Regions from separate parts of the Homo sapiens genome. Here region 2 is linked to region 1. The links are chromatin loops, found by intact Hi-C in ENCODE. Cell type or tissue: K562. All regions are shown on one strand.

Region 1 (2,500 bases):
TAGGTGATTCAAGACTGTCTTTCCTACCTTCTTTAGTGCCTCTTTCCTTAAAATAATATTAAAACCAAGTACTGTGACTGCTTACCTGCTTTTTGGTTCTTATGAAGGTGGTTTTCTGTGTGTGTAGTTGTTCAATTTGGTGTTCCTGTCGGGGGACAATCAGTGGAAGCTTCTATTTGGCCATCTTGCTCTGCTTCCAAGCCTCAGTAGTTTTTCTTGAATAACCACTTCCCAATTTGTTATATTACCTTGGTAAATTTCCAGAGTCTTTAACTGGTTGTTTTTGGCAATTTTGTCCACTTTTGTCATGGCGTTTTGTGGAGAGGATTGCCAAGCTCCTTAGTCAACCTTTCCAGATGTCTCTCCCTTCCTTGTAACTAGAGTTTTGATTGCATCACTTAAAAAGTGTTAGTATGTTTCACAAAAATGTGTACCAGTATGAATTAGCAGTATATTTATTTATTTATTTGTTTGTTTATTTTTTAAGACGGAGTCTTGCTCTGTTGCTCAGGCTGGAGTGCAGTGGCGCAATCTCGGCTTACTGCAACCTCCGCCTCCCTGGTTCAAGCCATTCTCCTGCCTCAGCCTCCCAAGTAGCTAGGATTACAGGCATGCACCACCACGCCTGGGCAATTTTTGTATTTTTAGTAGAGATGGGGTTTTGCCATATTGGCCAGGCTGGTTTCAAACTCCTGACCTCAGGTGATCCGCCCGCTTCAGCCTCCCAAAGTGCTGGGATTACAGGCGTGAGCCACTGCTCCCAGCCTTTGCCCATTTTTTAGTTGGGTTATTTATTTATTTTGTTTTAGCAAAGTGTAAGGGTTCTTTATGTGTACTTTTTGTGCCATATCTGAGAAACCATTAAGGGGCAGGATTTGAATACATATCTGGCTCCAGCATTCATGTTCTTAACCATTACACCACGCTGCCTGTCTTGAATTAGCAGTTTAGATATAAATGATTTATGTATGTCGTGACTTAGACTCTTGATTTATTCCAAACATGCTTAGTCACCATGCAGTATCTGTATTTTCACATGTGTATTTGTATATATGTGATGATTGTGACACATAAGAATGGTTATTGCATTATTCCCAACAATAGAAGATAATGGTTTGAAGCAGCAATAAGTGAGTACTATTATTGCTCTCCCTATTAATGGTGCCCTTATTTCAGTGATGACGTTCTCTGTCTTTTTTGCCTATCACTTTTGTTTAATATTCTTTCCTCACTTCTAGAAAAAAATGTGTTTCTTCTTTAATATCTGATATGGTTAATGACAGAGCAGGAGCACCGTCATCTTGGACAAACACCGCCACTCTAAGTTCAAGCTCCCTTTCTAGCCTCATGCATTTCAAGGAAATCACTTCTTTTCTAACTACAAGCAGCCAGAAAAGAGCAGACAGTAAAACACAGATAAGACAGCTCAGGCACAGAGGGAGGCGGGGGGGAAGTCTCCTGGGTAACTGCCGAACTTCACCCTCATACAATGGACCCCAGTGAAACAGTGGGCCTTACTAAGCACATTCCTTTCCCTTCAGGTGCACTAAGATAGGGAAGCTAAAAGTAGACTGGGGGGGTATGCCTGCAGCTGCAGGAAGATGTATGGGAACAGACACAAAACTCTCCCTCCCAGATAAGCAAAATGAAGAGACACAGAAGCAGTCCAAGCCTCTGATAAACTCTCCCACCCTAAATCTTTAAAAACTCTTAGTCTGTAAGAGAGTGGGCTCTGATCTAACTTGGCCAGAATCCCCTGTCAGGTTTGTTTTCTCTAAAATAAACCTGTCCTTGACTGTTGAGCCACCTTTCATGTTTCTTTCCTCTTTCTTTAATTCTTAGAATTAGGCTTTGTGTTCCCCACCCAAATCTTATCTTGAATTGTAATCCCCATAATCCCCACGTGTCAAGGGAGAGACCAGGTGGAGGTAATTGAATTGAATCATGGAGGCAGTTTCCTCCATGCTGTTTTCATGATAGTGAGTGAGTTCTCACGAGATCTGATGGTTTTATAAGGGGATCTTCCCCTTTCACTTGGCACTTCTCCTTCCTGCCGCCTCGTGAAGACAGTGCCTTGCTTCCCCTTTGCCTTCTGCCATAATTGCAAGTTTTCTGAGGCCTTCCCAGCCATGCTGAGCTGTGAGTTATTTAAACCTCTTTCCTTTATAAATCACCCAGTCTCAGGCAGTTCTTTATAGCAGCGTGAAAATGGACTAATACAATATCCCTCATAGCAGATGAAATATTGCATCCTTACCATGGACATCTGTGGTTAATCCATTGGTGTAACTTGACAAACATAGTCAGATGGTGTTTAAAATATATTCACACTTACATAAATAGACATCACTTTAAGCTTACTGCACTACTTATTTCTTAGTTACCTTACATTACGTAACAGGAATAATTTTTTTGTTTTATTTTTCTATAACCAACTGAAAGAATAAGTCATATCCCATTCTAGTATGTTCTGAAATTTTTTAAGGCTTTAATGTTAAAA
Region 2 (2,500 bases), 120 kb after region 1:
ACATATAATTTAACTTTTTCTCTTTGTGTGAAATCAGGCCATCAGAAAGGTGTGTCCTCAAATACTCTTGGTTGCTTGTTATAATACATTTGCTGAGATTTGCTTTGACCCTAGGCCTTTTGCTGCCTCTGAAGAATGCTCTAGAACAGAGGTAGGCAGCCACCCTCATTTGTTTACACACAGTCTATGGCTGCTCTCATGCTACAACAGCCGAACTGAGTAGTTGCTACAGAGACCATATGACACACAAAGCCTAAAATATTTATTATCTGGCCCTGCAGACAAAGCTTGCCAAGTCCTGCTCTAGAAGATAGCAGAAGCAAACACAATACAGTAGTCTCCCCTTATCCATGGTTTCATTTTCTGTGGTTTCAGTTACCCATGGCCAATCACTGTCCAAAAATATTAAATAGAACATTCCAAAAATAAACAATTCATGAGTTTTAAATTTTGCACTGTTCTGAGTACGTTGATGAAATCTTATACCATCCCACTCCATCCTGACTGGGACATGAATCATCCCTGTGTCCAGTGCATCCATGCTGTATACCCTATCTGCCTGTTAGTCACTTAGTAGCCATGTCAGTTATCAAATCAACTCCCGTGGAATCACAGTGCTTGTTTTCAAGTCACCCTTATTTTACTTTATAATGGCCCTGAAGTGCAAAAGTAGTGATGGTGTCAATTTGGATATGCCAAAGAGAAGCCATAAAGTACTTCTTGTAAGTGAAAAAGTGAAAGTTCTTGACTTAATAAAAGAAAAAACTTGTATGCTGAGGTTGTTAAGATCTACAGTAAGAATGAATTTTCCATGAAATTGTGAAGAAGGAAAAGGACATTCATGCACAGGATATGTAGGAATCAGTACTATCCATGGTTTCAAGCATTTACTGGGGGCCTTGGAACATATCCCCAGAGGATAAGGGGGGACTGCCATACTACTACTATACACGTGATGGAGTTGCTATAAATAACAGTGTTATTTATACCCTGGGGGATACATGACTTGCTGTCCTGGAGAATTGAAGGACATCTTGTTTCTAGGCATGACTGGAACAGAGCCCCAGTGTTCCAGCCAGTCCCTGCCTATTTCAAGATGTTGCCTTCCCAGAATGTTCTACAGTTATCTTGAGAACTGCAAGTGAGAAAAGAGGGAGAACCGGGTCAGTCTAAGGCCACCCAGAGTTATTATATTGCTATAAATAACAACATTATATATTAGTCAATATATAGTCATATATTGAACATATAGTCAGCCTAATAATAGGGTTCTGTGACTAGTTGTTATAGCATAATTATGAACAGAACCCCCATGTATCAATTTATATGAAGATTTATCAAAAATCTTTTGAAAACTCCATCCAGAGAGTCTTTACTATAGAGGAATTGTCACATTGTCCTTGTGACAATTAAATGTAAATTATATAATTGCTTATATTTCTTTCATTCTATATCTGCCACAAAGAACACAACTTTATAGTTTAATTTTAATAACTATTGCAGGACACTTCTCTGGGTGGTCTTGGACTGACCCGGTTCTCCCTCTTTTCTCACTTGCAGTTCTCAAGATAACTGTAGAACATTCTGGGAAGGCAACATCTTGAAATAGGCAGGGACTGGCTGGAACAGCTGGGGCTCTGTTCCAGTCATGCCTAGAAACAAGATGTCCTTCAGTTCTCCAGGACAGCAAGTCATGTATCCCCCAGGGTACAAAACCCAGGGTGAGTTGCTTTCTGGGGTCCCTCAGCTGTGGGGCAAGTGAGGCATACACAGACAAGACTCCTTCCTTCTCTGGCAGCTTTCCTGAGCCTCAGGGGACCCGCTCATAATGATTCCTAGGCTTCCATTGTCCCTTGCTGCCTGTCTGTAAGTAATAAACCTGATTCATGTAACTTGTGTGTGTGTGGATGTTCTGTCCCACTGGACTCAGAGAAGTTGGTAATCAGTGCACAGTGAACCTGTTTCGTATCTATGTTACTAAAATTCATTCAACACTGCATGAATATTTACAGTCCACTGATGCTCTGTTGTTGACTGTGTCAACATTGTCTGTGTTTTCCCTGATCATATTATAGATTCACATGTATTCATGTTACTATTCTGATTATTATAAACCTCCTAAATCCAATGGTAAATGGAAGCAATAACTAAACAAAGAAACAAATGATGACTTAGCAGAGACCAGGTCTTTTCTGGTTCTTTTGTAGAGAAGAAAAGGGATCTATGAAGTCAGAGTTGGGGAAGTGAGGATGTACAAGTGAGGGGATACCTTGCAGAGTCTAGAATCAGCAGGGAGCTGCCTCCCTTCTCCTCTAGGCCATGGGGCTGAACCCTCCACATCCCCCCTCTCCTCCATCAACTACATTATACAGTCCACTGAAACACGCAGGTCTCTGGATAAGCTGCTGAAAGGGGACATAGACATTGGAAGTCAGAATGGAACTGATCTATTTGGATTTGGAAATACTCATGAGTACCCAGACTTACAGATGATATTGTC

The links. A loop is a pair of places that touch in the nucleus more often than their neighbours do. Peaks named below come from ENCODE experiments on the same cell type or tissue, not always from the same donor. Only the 100,000 strongest peaks of a DNase experiment are listed, where the experiment ranks them.
Region 2: a loop joins it to region 1, with 5 times the contacts of the local background. A loop is called at or near these places in 1 of 110 quality-filtered maps.

What each region holds. Positions count from the first base shown.
Region 1 is chrX:47,674,639-47,677,138 of GRCh38, forward strand. No RefSeq gene overlaps it. Among named protein-coding and RNA genes, the nearest start is that of UXT, 17 kb to the left of the region's middle. In K562, no CTCF peak of the experiment used is centred here; a DNase peak (open chromatin) is centred at 1,493.
Region 2 is chrX:47,796,278-47,798,777 of GRCh38, forward strand. No RefSeq gene overlaps it. Among named protein-coding and RNA genes, the nearest start is that of ZNF81, 39 kb to the right of the region's middle. In K562, no CTCF peak of the experiment used is centred here; no DNase peak of the experiment used is centred here.